Regions from separate parts of the Homo sapiens genome. Here region 1 is linked to region 2. A link is a contact called in ENCODE Hi-C data. All regions are on one chromosome and are shown on one strand. The core of a region is the stretch at or near the end of the contact, and the rest is flanking DNA. Distances in the headings are between cores, read along the strand shown. Region 1 overlaps LINC00554 (long intergenic non-protein coding RNA 554). Region 2 holds the start of SOX21 (SRY-box transcription factor 21).

The links. A loop is a pair of places that touch in the nucleus more often than their neighbours do. Pooled maps may share reads with other maps.
Region 1: a pooled map shows a loop between it and region 2 (15-fold over the local background). The contact joins the enhancer-like site here to the promoter of SOX21 in region 2. A Hi-C loop is called at or near these places in 1 of 168 maps with a recorded cell type or tissue (CD4-positive, alpha-beta memory T cell), 2 of 37 single-sample maps with no recorded cell type and 13 of 50 pooled maps.

Annotation. Positions count from the first base shown.
Region 1 is chr13:99,988,722-99,996,303 of GRCh38, forward strand. It overlaps LINC00554 (long intergenic non-protein coding RNA 554), which reads right to left. Exons shown (of 1, transcript NR_047483.1): 1 at 6,178-7,582. Among named protein-coding and RNA genes, the nearest start is that of LINC00554, 5.4 kb to the right of the region's middle. RefSeq lists an enhancer at 1,587-2,536. Within about 2 kb of position 1,695, at least 2 of the 41 ENCODE cell types and tissues checked have a DNase peak (open chromatin) inside an H3K27ac peak, as active enhancers do.
Region 2 is chr13:94,710,573-94,718,189 of GRCh38, forward strand. It overlaps SOX21 (SRY-box transcription factor 21), which reads right to left and starts at 1,973. Exons shown (of 1, transcript NM_007084.4): 1 at 1-1,973. The coding sequence starts at 1,477. The coding sequence ends at 647. It overlaps SOX21-AS1 (SOX21 antisense RNA 1), which reads left to right and starts at 2,144. Exons shown (of 2, transcript NR_046514.1): 1 at 2,144-2,821; 2 at 3,066-5,373. LOC112268114 (a long non-coding RNA gene) reads right to left here and starts at 2,871. Exons shown (of 2, transcript NR_158368.1): 1 at 2,836-2,871; 2 at 2,148-2,690. RefSeq lists an enhancer at 2,697-3,198.

The DNA.
Region 1 (7,582 bases), core at 445-2,944, 5.3 Mb after region 2:
CCAAACAAGTCACGGACCCGACAAGGTGGTCCATTCTCTCTCTTTGGCCTTTCTTTTCTGCCCTTCGAATCCGAAGGACTGGATGGAGGGGAGGGGATATGGCAATAGTGTAGAAGTGTCAAGATGTGAAAATTGCTCAACTGAGAACGCACGCGGGGGCTCGCGGCCCAACAGCCTGCACCACACTCAGGAGCCTGGGCCTGGGCCTGGGGGTGGGGTGGGGGGGACAGGCGTCCCCCCCACCCCAACCCCACCCCTATCCCTGCCCGGCTGTCTAAACGGACCTAAATGCTAACCTGCTGTTGCCTTGACTCCAGAGACACGAAACTGAAGCTAGCCCTCGCCCCTCTCTGGGATCCCGCGCTGCGCTGCGGGTAGCTGCCCGCAGGGAGGCCCAACCTGCCGCGGCTGGAGCACGGTTTCTGCTAGCCGCCGCCGTCAACTTGAACTTCAGTGAGCCTAGGCCGGCTTCCTTCGCGCTCACCTCCATCCACCACCTAAGAAGTCCCCTCAGCGCGAGCGTCGCTTTATCCGGAGGCAGCTGGAGCCCCCTCGGGAGGCCCGTCATTATTATTATTAATTATCGTGATCCTTACTGCATTATTAATGCCCAGGATGATAACCGGCATCGGTATCAGCTTTCCCTGGTTCAGTGATATCCCACGAAGTTCGGGGCGGGGAGGAAGTCACTCCAGGATCAGAGGCCGCGTCGGTTCTGCTTGGGGCATGGGCAGAGGGAGGCTGCTGGGGCCAAGCCCCGGCTGGACGCGAGGGAAGAAACTCGTCCCAGGACCCGCACGCCCATACCTGGCTGTCCCAGAGCTCTTCCCTAGGCCGGCACCTTCGCTCTTCCTCTTCCCCACCCCCTAGCCCTTTTGTCTCTTTTTCAGACGGATGTTTTCAGTCTCAAGTGGTTTTATTTTCCGCACAAAACCCTGAGATCAAGGGCAGATCACAGACTGTACCGGAGGCTCGGGTTTCCCTGGACTCTGTGCTGTTCTGCGTCCCAGGGTTGGCTAGGAAGGAAGGCCTGGGCCGGCGAGGTGACGGGTCTCCCGCCCAGGTCGGCAGGACGGGGGGAGGTGTGTCCCGGTAGGTCCCTGGTGAGCTCACCCGTGGCATCGGGGACCCGCGGGAACCCACCGGGCGCCCACTAGAGACTCGGGTCCTACCCTCCCCCACACTACTCCACCGAAATGATCGGAAGGGCGCGCTAGGCCTGCTTCCAAGGGCTCAGTGATAAAGGCCTCAAAATCACACTCCATCAAGACTTGGTTGAAGCTTTGGGTAGGTTTGTTGTTGTTGTTGTTGTTGTTTGTTTGTTTGTTTTAGCAGACACGTCCTGGAAAGAGGTCCTCAGAACCCAAAGGTTCAATAATGATTTGTGGATGGATTGATTATAGTCTGATATCGCTCTGGTTCCACAGAAACCCGGAGCTCCTTGGCCCACTGTTACCCCAGCAGACCTAAATGGACGGTTTCTGTTTTTCACTGGCAGCTCAGAACTGGACCGGAAGAAGTTCCCCTCCACTTCCCCCCTCCCGACACCAGATCATTGCTGGGTTTTTATTTTCGGGGGAAAAACAACAACAACAACAACAAAAAAAACACTAGGTCCTTCCAGACTGGATCAGGTGATCGGGCAAAAACCCTCAGGCTAGTCCGGCTGGGTGCCCGAGCATGAAAAGGCCTCCGTGGCCGTTTGAACAGGGTGTTGCAAATGAGAACTTTTGTAAGCCATAACCAGGGCATCCTGAGGGTCTGAGTTCACGGTCAAGGCTGTGGGCTACTAGGTCCAGCGAGTCCAGGCCTCGCCCCGCCCCCGAGCTGCCACAGCCAAGATCTTCGGCAGGGAATTCGAGACCAGGGTCCTCCCACTCCTGCCCCGCCCCGACAGTCCGAGAACTCTCGGTGCTGGGGCCACCTCGTCGCCCTCCCACGTTTCTCTTTTGTTCCCAGGAGCCGACGAGCTTTTGAAGAGGTGACACCTCGCTTCGCCTTCTCCTGCTCTAGGCCCTGCCCTCGTCCAGCATCCCTCCTGCCCCACGAAGCGAGAGGATGCTCAGCGCAGCTGCCAGGCAGAGAGTGTGTGGGGAGGTCCCTTGCCTTTGCGCGCGCGCACACACACAGACACGCACACACACAGACACACATACACACAACACACTCACACCATATGCTCACACACCCTCACCTCCTTCAGCTTCCGCACCTCCCAGCCACAGGCTCGCGTGAGTGGGAAGGACCTGAGGCCGCAGAAATGTGGGTTAGCGTGGGCAGCAGGAGATGCTCCCCGCACCCCTCCTCCCATTCCTACCTCCCCCAGCCCTTTCTAGCGCCTCTTGGAGGGGACCGGGCCTGCCCTGCGCTCTCAACCTAATTCGGCCTCGGAGGGTCCTCCCCCACCCAGGGCGGCACTCCCCAGGCCGGCACTCGCGCCACTGGCGTGGGACTAAGGCTCCCTGCAGTTGGGTCTCCCAAGCCCACTTCCAGGGGCTGAGAGAGGCCAGGCTGCCTTGCCTGCCCGCGCGCCCTCCAGCCCTCGGGTGTAGGGAGGGGAGCGCCCCCTCACCTCCAAGGAAATCTGGAGTAAGGGAAGAGCTGCCTGGCCCCCGCGTCCCCTGAACCTGGCCTCAACCTCTGCCTTTCCCAACCTCCCGGGCTAGGTTTATCTCTGTCCTAAAGGCCAAGCCGGTGGCCCTGGGGAGCAGAAGGGAGCTCAGAGCTGCTGGAGAAGGTGGGGGGTAGAAATAATAATAATGTCAGAGATAATCATCGCAGTTAACGCTCAGCGACTGGGCTGCTCCGCGGAGGCCGGCGGAGGCCTACAGAGGCTCCTGACTGGCAGAACTGGAGGTGTGGGTGTGGTTCCCTTTTCACCCCGGCTCTTATGTTGCCAGTCTCCCCCCTACCACCAGGCAAAGCCCCCCTAAACTTAGGGTCTGGAACAAGGCCGAGCCAGCGAGGGCCTGCCAGGAGCTGCGCTGGAGCCTCTCGCTGCATCCAGAGCTGGTTCTTGTTCTTTTCTCTCTCTTGGCCCACTGGGCCCACAGTGGTTAGGTGGCCGAGTGTGGTTTCCCGAAACTCTTTGGAGTCGCCTGGGTCTGCGTGCCCCTGGCCCCGTCCTCACCCCCGGGCTCGTCCCCCAGCCTCCGCCGGCCCGCCTGTGAATGGTGGATTTAATGAGCGTTTGTGTGGCGTTGGCCGGCGGTTCTGAAGATGCGCTGACCTGGAGGGAGGGCGCGAAAGGTCAGGCGCATGCCGGGCCCAACTTGGGCTCCTCCCAGGCCCACGCTGCTCCGATATTGATCCTGGGAGAAAGATAAACAGAAAAGCTGGACATTCAGTCATGAATACTAATGAGCCAGGGTAGGGGTTTTAATTGCTGTGGACTTCCTTTCTCCAGTTAATCCTTATTGCAAACTTCGCTGGAGTCAGCTTTCTCGGGCCTCCCGCCTCCTTGTATTTTCCTGTGAAATACCCAGGCGAAAGAGACCCGTGACAACTTGACTTTCTCCTCTTCGAGAGGCCCGTGTGAGCTCGAGAGCCCACAGCCCGTGTTTCCAGTGTGACTCTGTTTACTAATTATGGAAATATAGGGATCCTATAAAATAAATTGTTTCAATATGGCTTTGGCGAGTCTGCTTCTTGACTTCTTCACCCTTATTGTTTCAAAGACTTCGTGTGTCCTTGGCCTTTAAACTTCCTCTTGACAATTTCATCTTTTCTCCCGCCACGGAGCTCCTTTCTACTCCAAACGGTGCATTTTTTCCCCAAATGTTCACGTTTCTCAAGTCTCCAGGACTTGGCACTGGCTTTGCCAACCGCAGTGTCTAAGTATTTCAACCTAGCAGTGAATTCTTAGGCAAGCTAATTTACCACGTTACACAAATTTTGTGGTTTCTTTGGTACCTACAAGCAACATTGTAATATGAGACAGGAATCTAAAAGAATTGTCAGAAAGATTTCTGCCTCCATTCTTGATATGCATTTGATAACTTACGTATAATCACTTTTATAAAAATAAAGCCATTCTTGAGTGAGCTTTTTCTTGAAACTGCATTAAGTCGACTGTAAATTCTATAAAGCAGTTTTGGCTGTGTGATCAGGAGAGAAATATATAAGCCCATTTTTGTGACAGACTAGGTAGAAATGCGTTGAAACCCAAGCCAGAAAAAAAAAATCAGTTGTGCTAGAGAAATTTCCATTATTCTGATCCTTAAAGTTTTGAACAAAATAAGCCTGTATTTCACTTCATTGTCAATAGGTCCCAGCATTGAAATCTCCTGAGGATTCTGTTTCACTTACACTTTTCAGTCCAAACTTTTTTTTCTTTGCACAATGATTTATTATGTAGGTAATTTTAGGGGATGCAGTTTACAGCTTGAATTATTAGACTGAACACCTCTGGCTGACACCACGACGCCTTTTTTTTTTCTGCCTGCAGCTGTGAGTCACAACCCCATTTTCATACCCAACCGCTGCACATTCCTTCACAATGTATACTTCCTTCTTGCAAAGATCAAACATGCTTTGGTCAAAGTGTTTATTTTAAAATACAGGAAAATTAAAACTAAACACAGCTCTACTGAAAAATCCCCAAATGTATCATATTTTCCTCCTCCTGTGCCCACAAAAAAATTAACAAATTGCACCACTTTCTGGGGTAAAAAAAATGAATTGAAGGAGAACACACAGACACATAGAGACATAGTGTTCATTTTAGTGTTGAAACACACCAGAAAACTTCCCACTTCCATTCATATTTGGATTCCTGTTTGGATGTCTAGTTTTTACTATAAAAAATATCACAAACCAAACAACAACAACAATGTATCATTAAAAAGATGCTGACAGTTATGTATTTTATTCACCAACCTACACACTCCTCATTCCTACTTCATTTTTCCCCTCCTAGTGTTTTTCTTGTAATTATATCTTTCAGATTGTAACTTTCAGGGGAGAAGTATATTTTGAAATATTTTCTAAATAGAAAACAAAAGGTCTCAGTAACTCAGAAATAAGTTAACAATTCCTAAGCATCTCTGTGGGTCTTTGGCATGTGTGTGTGTTTTCTTTTTCCTTTCAAATTAAGATGAAAAAATTATAAGGGAGAATCACTCCATCTCAGCACCTAAATCCTGTAAAGTGGACTTTAACTGCAGATTTTGGTGGACAAGCTGCCCTTCTGCAGCACACTCTCTAACTGCATATTTCAGCTTCTCGATGCTCCCACTTGAAAGAGACATAGACCTCAGCCACCTCCTCTCTGAGGCAATTTACTCAGCTTCTCCAATCACACAGTTCTTTAACGGGGCAGAAATTGTTGGGTTGTTTTTAATCAAGTTTGGAAGCTGAATCTCTTTCCCCTGATGACTGTGCCCAGGGGTGGATCCGGCTGAATGTCTGGCGCTGCGGGCAGCGGGCTTGGCCACCCGTTTTTCAGACACAACACCAGAGAATGGCACTGAAATAATCGCGTGTAGCAGAAATGTTTAAAAACATTAACCTCTCTTATTTTCTATACTTGTGAATTAAAAGGCAAAAGAAGCTGAAAGGAAATCTGAAATGATACTCATTTACCTACTGAAGGCAGACCAAGAAACTGTAAAGATGCTTGATGCTTTGAAAATGTACTCTGTAAAATCTTTCAAATTAGATGCTGCTTAAGATCAATGGCAGTAAAAATATTTTTATGGTTTGATTGGTTAAAACATTTTTAGATATTAGTGATGATAAATTAACAGATCAGAAGTTTCTTTCTAGGAACAATTTGGGAGGGATATAGAAAGTAATCTAGTAATCTAATAATACTCTTCCTATTGTTTAAAGGGAGACAAATTATAGTACATACTATGTGGACTTTTTTAAACTTTAGATCAATAAAAATATTTGGCTTTCATATACTATTGAAAATTCTTTGCGAAAGTGGAGAATCAAGGATTTTAAAGACCAAGAACAAAACAAAGAATCAGATTACAGTCTTCCTCTAAAATACACTTCTTCCTTTGCTGGGTTTTCAAATGATATCATTGGTGATTCTTTGTTTATTTGAACAATCTCTTGAAATTAAAATGGATTGAATATTTCCCTCTAGGTAGTTCAACTTCAGACACACAAATATTTCTAAAAGTTCTAAATGTAAATCAAAGACTTTATAAAGCTTCAGCAACAACATTTCATATCATGGCAAAACCAATTTTATTGTGACATTCCTCTCATATCTGGCAGATTATCAGACACATCAAAAATTCTCACCTTGAAAATGCACTCTTCCAAAAATCATATACATTGGAGAAACTAATTTTTATAATGTGTAATTTGTGGTTTATTATCTCATTTCTGTTTTTAAATCCAAGTGAATTAATTTAAAAAGTAAATTTGGATTAGAGGGGAGACATTAGTGAAAAGTCTTATGTATTAATCAAATTCTTCTCAACTACCTCCAGTATGCACACACATCATTCACACACACCCTTCTTGAGAAGAAAAAAAATGTTCCAGCTGAAGAGAACAGTCATATCAGCCATTTGGCTTCAAATGCCTTATACAAAAGTTTAAAATAGCTATTTTGTAATATGGCAAAACTATCGTTTAATGTTTCAGGGTAACATTTTTCTAAATCTTCATGTGATAATTTACTTATTCAAAAATGTAACAAATGATTGACTTTATTGGGCAAAATATTGCTCTACATATTTGTTAAAGTAGATATCTCACATAGGGTGCCATTGTAACTTATGTAAGTCTCTTTTCCGTACAATTGTGTTCACTTGTAGGTAATCTACTATTCTCTTGTGCCTCCAACATTGTTGCACTTGAAAGTTGAATGTTGAGGACTCAAGGTTGGAAACCAAATCGAGTGCCTTGTGTGGAAGCAAAAGATGTTTTCCTCTGACAGATGCTACTTTGGGTGTCTTTTCTGCTAAGCAGATCTCCGCGTTAAATTAGCCTAATCATTTGCCTCTCTGTTTTTTCTAAAGGTCTGTGGTCCAAGTAGCAGTCATTCCTGCAATAGACGATAGGTTCTGTTCGGTAGCGGGAATGTCCTGTTTCTTTGCTTTAAGTTTCACTTTGTGATTAAAATGCAATAAAATAAGTCTGGAAAATCATTTTTAAGAGAACACTTTCAAGAAGCACTTCCTTTCCTAGTGCCAGACAACGGTGCTCCCCAACCACTTGGCTGGAACGCTTGCTTTCGATTTGTTTGTTTCGCGCATTTCCCTAAAGAGCCGGGCTCTTTGCGCTGTTTTAATTCTGCTTTAAAAATGCATCGCTTCTGCCCTGAATCCTTCTCTGAAACAAATTCCTATCGAAAGTGTATCAGATTCGTTCCAAATATGGGATATGGATCAATATTCCCATGCTACAAATATTTTTTAAATTGTTTTTGTCGTAGGAGTCCACACTTTTGCAATATATTTTTAATTGAAGTAGGGTTGCCTGTTATTTCTCATGATACACAAAAAAGTAGCAATTACCGTCTGCTTAGTCCTTCCTTTATTATTATTTTTAGCCCGTGTATCATTACCTAACTGGTATGCGTTCTTCTGCCCAGCTCCTGATGATCTAGTTGAATTCT
Region 2 (7,617 bases), core at 723-3,222:
GCCGGTCACTGGTCAAGAATGGATCTGGTTGGGAGTTCTGCTTGAGAGAACAGAGATCTGCAAAGTTCAAATAGTACAAACAGGGAGGCGAGGCTGCTCAGAGCCATCCCACTCCCAGAAACGAATGACACAAGCAGCTTTTCCCGTGTGCCAGCCATTTCAGACCTCACATTTGAACAGCGTGCATGCAACACGGACCGGGAGGGGGTTGGGGGTTGGGGGGCTGAGGGGCGAGGAAGAAGAATGAGAAACAAAAACAAAACCGACCATGAAACTTCCAACAAAACTGGAAAGGCCAACATGTCAAAAAGTTACTCCTCCACCTCCGTGGGTCAAAACGCAACAGGTTCCGAAGTGCAAAGCAAACGCCAACTGCTGCCGCACACAACCGCCTGCTTTCGAGTTGGCTGCCGAAGTGCGGGTCTGAAATGATCCTGCGAATTCACAGGCCTGCTCGCCCGCGCCCTTGCGCGCTTGGCCACTCCTGCCCCGCCTGGCCTCTCTGCCTCTACCTGGCACCTATACATTCTATGTACATACAAACCGGGCCCCCGGTCGCGGGAGGGCGCACGGGGAGGCCGCAGCGCTCGTACCTATACATATGTACACGTGTGCACACCGGTCCTCGCGAGGCGGCCCCGCGGGGTCATAGCGCGGCAGCGTAGGCCGCGGGGTAGGGGTCCAGCTGGGGCTTGCCCATGCCCGGCAGCAGGATGTAGGCGAGCGGCGGCTGCAGCCCGGGGCTGGGCCACGCGCTGCAGTTGCACGGGATCATGTAGCCCGGGTTGCCCGGGCTGGGGTGCGAGTGCGTGTGCCCCCCGGCGGCGGCGGCCGCCGCTGCAGCCGCCGCCGCCGCGCCGTGGAAGGCGCCCGCGCCCGCGGTCGGGTAGCCCAGCGACGACGCGTACGGGAGGCCGGACGAGGACGACGAGATCTCTGCCATTTTGGAGCCCAGGTCGAGCAGCGAGTAGGGGCTGCCCGCGGCGGCGGCGGCGGCGGCAGCGGCGGCGGCAGCGGCCGACTGCGGGAAGAAGACGCGTGCGGCGGCAGCGGCGGCGGCCGCGGCCGCCTTCTCGGGATTGGCGAGCAGCGACTCAGGCACCAGGCCGCCGCCCGCCCCCGCGTGCAGCCCGGCGCCCGCCTTGAGCGCAGGGTGCTCGGCGTCCGCCACGCCGCCCAGGCCGTAGGGCACCGGGAAGGCGAACTTGTCCTTCTTGAGCAGCGTCTTGGGCTTGCGCCGCGGCCGGTACTTGTAGTCGGGGTGCTCCTTCATGTGCATGGCGCGTAGACGCTTGGCCTCGTCGATGAACGGCCGCTTCTCCGACTCTGTGAGCAGTTTCCACTCGGCGCCCAAGCGCTTGCTGATCTCCGAGTTGTGCATCTTGGGGTTCTCCTGGGCCATCTTGCGCCGCTGAGCCCGCGACCACACCATGAAGGCGTTCATGGGCCGCTTGACGTGGTCCACCGGCTTGGACATGCTCTCGCCCTGCCGCGGCTGCAGCCCGCCGCCTCCCGGGCCCTCGCCCTCGGCCCGGAGGAAATCAATGTTGGCTGCCCGCGGAGACCCGCTCGGCCGGCCGGGGCTCGTCGCGCCCCGGCGTCGCTCCCGCCCCGGAGGAGGGGGCTGGGGGACCAGCCCAGGGCCACGCCGCGCCCCGGGCCGCCTTAGTGTCTCCGGCCGAGCGCTCGAGCAGGTTGTCTCTGGGACACTCTAACTTCTCGGCGGTGCCCCCTCCCCGCGGCGGCAGTTTGCCCTTTACGTTCTTTGGGTCCTTCGTCTGCAGTGGCGTTTGCTGGTGAGCTCCCCGCAGGTAGCGGCGGCCGGGCAGAGCGCTCCTCCTCCTCGGTCGTTCTCTCTTAAATGCAAAGCGTCCCCAAAAGTTGCGTCGCGGAGACTCCTCGAAGTTGAGCCGAGGAGCCCGCCGCCGCGTGCTGCCAAGTGCCAAAGGGGGCTCTCAGCGGCTGGAGTGTTTGGGTTCTCCTCGGTGACTTTCTCATTTGACAGAAGCAGATGGGGGTGGGGAAGGCGGGGAGGTGGCCCTGGAGGAGGAAGAGGAGGGGGAGGCGGAGGAGTGTCCAGGCGTGCCACGAGAACGCAGAGCGCAGCAATGGATATAAATACAAATACAGCAGCACCAGCCTGTCTTCTTGGCTCCGGGCAGGGTGCGCCGATGGGAAACCCCCAATCGGCTGGGTGATTTTTTTTTTTTGGAGGGGGGAGCTGTCCCCCGCAGCACCTGCCTCTCGAGTCTTCCTCTCCCGCTGCTGGACTGACGGGTGGGGCGAGGAAGGAGGGTGGATGAGGCTTGAGCAAGCGTTGGTCGCCCGGCCTCAGAGGAAGTTCTCCCGGCTCGCCGAGGAGCCGCGTCCGGCCGTCCCCTGGGCCATGCCGGCTCTGTTCGCTCCGAGCCCCTTCAGGCGCGCCTGCCGACTTAGGGCTCCCGGAGCTCGCCGGCCGCGGAGGGCAGCGCAGCCTCCACGCGGCGCCGCAGGCCTGGCACCGGCCGCGTCCCCGCCTCGCTCTTCTCGGCAGCCGCCTGGCACTTGCAACTAACTTCGCCCAAGTTTCCTGCGCCGCGGCGCCCCTCTCGGCGCGCTCCTGGGAGCGTGCGCCCGCGAGTCCGCCGCGCCCGGGGCCCCTCTGTCCTCGCTGCTGTGGCCAGAGCCGAGCCGGCGCAGGGGCGGAGGTGCTGCAGGAGAGTTAAGGAAAACGGGCCATCACCTCAGTTCGCAGGTCCGCGCTGTGGCACCTCCCGCTCTCCCCACTCCCGCGGCGCAGGGGGCCCCTTCCCAGCCCAGGCCGCCCTCTGCACCGGCTCAGGTGAGTGTGGCTACCTGCATGTGTGCGCGCCCGGAGCCGGCACTGGGTGTGCATGTCCAGCCGCGGCTGTGTGTGTATATCTGGGGGCCTGCGGAGGAGGTGGAGCCCAGGACTCGGGGAGGGAGGAGGGATCAGCGGAGCCGCCTCCCGCTCCCACACCCCCAGGACCTCGAATTAACAGATCCCCTCCGCCCCCCGCCCCCTCCCAATCCTCCTCCTCCCACTCCTTTTCACTTGAGAGCAGGTTTAGGCGAGTGGAGAGTCCGGAGCGCGCCGGGGAGTCTGCGCCCTGTTTGGCGTTGGCAAACCCTGGTGTCATCCCGGCTACCCAGGCCGGCCTGGCGTGCAGCTGCCCTGGTTGTGGCCCTGGAATCCTCGCCGGGAGGAAGAAGGCGGCGGGCACGAGTAGGAGAGCCTCTCCAGCTACGGAGGAAGAGGGTTAAACCTGGAGAAGGGGAGACTCACCCTTGAAAATGTTTGAGACTGTTCCTAGCAAGAAAGTGCTCATTTTCCTTGGAGGTCCAGGTGTTGCTTGCAACAGAAACAGAGGCTTCTCGCATTTTCTTGCACTGGCGATGCACCTAGTCAGAGGTAGTGGAGTGAAAAATAACTCTGGAGGGAATAAGGACATTCTTGGCAACCTTTCCAAAAAAGAGCTAGCCCAGACTGAGAGTATGCATCCTTGACTGACTATTCAGCTCTTTAAAAATTCTGTGTTGTTTGTCTTTTGTTGTAATCTTGGTCGCCAGAACCATCTATATACTGATCTCTTTAAGGTACAGTTAACTTACAGTGTCTCACTTACATGCGCTGCTGAGGTGAAGGTGTTTAAAATCAATAAGTGTAAGTAGTTTCCCTGGAAGAGAGAAGTAAAACGTACCAATCACTCAGTGCTGGAATATTTTTATGCTAAGCATAATTTCCTTCTTTAGTAGTTAGAGCAGTTTTTTAAAAAAAATAGTTAACACGATGCAGAAGTCAAACAGCATGATTCTGTTTCCGTATTTTCCTCACTTTTTGGTATGCTGCGGCACATTTAGAACATGATCTGTCTGGAGGTTTTATTCACATGGTGGCCTGCCCTTCAGGGAGAACTTGCTTGCCTTCTTTCTTTGGCAGTTTGGATTTGACCTAGCCCTGTGGTATGTGCAAGTAGGAACATCTACAAACGGTTAACTCTTTAAGTCTTCCTACGATTTATGTTCAGTTCATTCACACACACACACACACACACACACACACACACACAAAAGCTTTGATTGTAATTATGAACGTGAATTAAAACTGTTTCAGGCCATCAGATTTATGTAAAAGTTAGGCTTGTTTTGTTCATTTTAATAAAAGAATAGTGACTTAAAAATTACAGTCGTGATAACAAAACTGTGAACAGCAGTGGCATCTATGTGGGTTTTTGTTTTTCTGAAGATGTCGTATTGACAAGCTTATTTTGTATCGGTTATGCCCTTGCATTGTTAAAATAATTGGACTGATTTCTCCAGAACCATATTCCTTTACAGGCTCTGTAAAGACACTCTTGTCATTCACAGACTCTGGCTGGAGCAATGGGAAAACACTAGCATGTGTAATTACATAGACTGGAATATTAAATATACTGTTTTGTGATGATAAACTACAAAATTATCGTCCCTGAGCTTTTCACCTACTGACTTATAGGTTTGAGACAAAAATACTATACACTGGAACATAAAGAACATATGTATATATAGGCCACAAAACATGAAATCTGTTATTCACTAAATATTGTGAATAAAGTTAAATTTAATCGTGAAAATTATTTTGACACATAAAAAGGGAGAAGGATTGTGAAAATGTGTTTTATATTAGTGAGTTAAGTGATTTTATACTATTCAAATTTAAGTGTAAAAATCTACTGCAATAAATTATTACATTAGAAATGTTTGTATATATGATTGAAATGTATGCTTACATGTGCAATGTCTTATAGGAATAATATATGTAAGGTTCCTTGGCTATAGTTTTTTCCAGTATACATTTACAATATTGTCTGTCTAGTGATATTAAATGAGCCAAATTTGAACACTCTCAAGTCCAAGAATGTTGAACTGTGGGAAACAAAGGTGTCATAAGAAGAAAATGACTATTTGTGTGCTTGTCTATTCACCAAATGAAACTTCCCACATTTCAAAATAGGAAAGATTTGGTTTTAGTTCTTGGCTTCTAGGGGATCAATATTCTTGGCCTAACCCTTCACAACCAAAGAAAGAGCCCTCATAATCGGCCATTCATTAAAGAAAGGCAATGTGGCATTGCTGTTATTAACCAGCCTTCACACCTCTTGCCTGAATCTGGTTGAGCTTTTAACAAAGTAAATTTTCAAGCCATTTTCATTCATATGTACCAAAATGTAAATTTGCTTTTAATTTCCTCATATCTTGTGTTTGAATTGATAGAGGTATATTTTTATTCTTGCTCAGTTTTGTCCTAAAGATTAAAAAAATCCCAGCATATAGGAAATGGAATAGTCTGTGTGAGTGAATAGTGAAGGAAAATAAATTGAAAGAGAATTGTAAGTTTGATGAGCTTTATTTTGTCAACTCTTGATTGTAAACACCTAAAGAACAGTATAGATTTGATCGGTAGAATTCGTGTGGGTCTGTATTTCCCTTGCGGCCACAGTGATATATGTGATCGCAAATGTATCTAGTCGGAAACTGAGTGACACTCCCTCAGAAAAAGTTGTGGGCCTGTGTAAATTGAGTTTCCTCTTTTCCCCCTTCAATTCTCCCCAGAAAATAGTCTCTTTTCAATTCTAAAACTTTCACTAGGAGGCAGCAATGAGATTGTTGGGGAATAAAAAATACCTTGGCAACACGACAGGCTGGCTTGCTTGCTTTCTCTTCCACAAGGGAGGGGAGAATTCTTGGGTCCCAATGTGAACAGAATCATTGTCCCCCATCATTTCATCCTCCTCTCTCTCATTGGATTTTCACCTAGGTGGCTCATTGTCACATTTTTCTAGAACCATAGGGATGATAAAGCAGCAAGCCAATGGGGTAATGAGAGGTGACTAGATGGAAGTGATGGGCAGTGAAGGTGATACCTTCAAAGTGCAGAGGCCAAATAATCATTCATGGACACTGAGAGCTGACAGCTGTTGTTAGAGAATGTTGGAGATCTGTTCTTAAGCAAGTGCAGTGGAAGAATTCAGAAGCTTTCATACCTGCATAGAGAGGTGATATAGCCTGTTTGTCCTGTTAAGAAGAAAATGAGAAGACTGTGACAACAGCCAACCCTGAGGCTTTTGCCACAGTTCTCTGGTCTCACTCCTATTAGCCCCCAAAAGGGGGAAAAATCCCAAACACATGATCTCCGTAAAGCCCAAGAGACAAAAAGAGCTGTTTGAGGTCAAGTCATGATGGAAAGCAACGGCTGTAAGAGTGGCCCTTCACCAGTGCCTGCTAATTTTTTTATCCTTTTGAGATTTCTGTCCTTTTATTCTCACTGTTACTGCCACACTTGGAAACTGGGAATATACAGATCAATCATGGAGAACACCTTTCCTCATGTCTCCTGAGCAGGGCTCAAGCAGGCTGACATTTTCAAAAGGAGCCTTACCTAGAGGATAGAGCAGGAAAAACAATGTCAAAAACAGTCCCCTCTTGCCCCCCGCAAAAAAAAAAATAAGAGAAAAAAGACAATACAAATAATTCAAAACAGACAACTTCACAAAGTACCTATGTCAAATCCCAAGAATCCTATAAAAGCATAATTTTCTTAGGATAAGAACCTTTTTTGTTTTGTAAGTGAGAGGGAGCTAATCTTGAATAAAACTAGAAATGAATGAGGAGGGTTGGATAGTGAGGGTGTCATTGGCCTGGGTAGTGAAAACTTCCAGCCTTCTGTAGCTATTACATGAGGAGACTGGCTTTTGGTAGGGTGGGGTTCCTTGTGAATGATGAATCACCAACCATGCCCCCGTTTATTTTGAGAAGAACAAACCTGAGAAAGGGGGTTCTCTTAAATATCCCAGCAGGGTGGTAGATAAGCCATGCTTCTGGCTTTACAGAAGTCACTCTGACTGTCCCCCTCTTCCAGCTTCTGGCTTGCCCAGCCCTGTGCCTTCCTCCCACTCATATTCAGGTTCCTATCTAAGGACGGGTCTGCTTTAGAGCTAAATTGCTGAGTGGCTCTGCTTCTTAAAAGAATAAAAAAATACATAGCTATCAGTTATTGAGTTTTAAGATACCACACCTTTTGCACACATTATTCTATTTAACTTTTAGGAAAACCCTGTGATGTAAGCATTACCATCTCCAATTTGCAGACTGGGGAACGAAGCCTTAGAGCAGATGAGTAAGTAACTTGCCTAAAGTCACACAACCATAAAAGGAAGAATTGGGATTTGAACTAAGCTGATGTTTTTAACCTCCAGCACTTAGAGTCCCAATGGAAGGCTCAGCCCCTTTCCAGTGCAGATTCTCAATTCTATCTACTTCCCCAAGCTTTGTGTGACTCATTCAGCGCCCCACTCCCTCTATGAGGGAGTAGCCCAGTGGCAATCTCCCCAGTAAGGCATTCCAACCCCACAACAACGACACCCCAATCAGAAGAAGCAGTTTCTCTAAGTCCCATCCCTGCTGTTCTGGGGCCAGGCCTCCCCTTGCTCATGTAGCCCTCAGCACAGATTTGGTGTCAGCTGCAATCCACCATCACTCACTCCCTAGGCCTCCCGCTGCAAACACTGAACAATTGCCTGCCCTGAATAAACCCAATCTCTACCCTTTCTCTGATAGCCAAAGGCTGCTCCAACAATG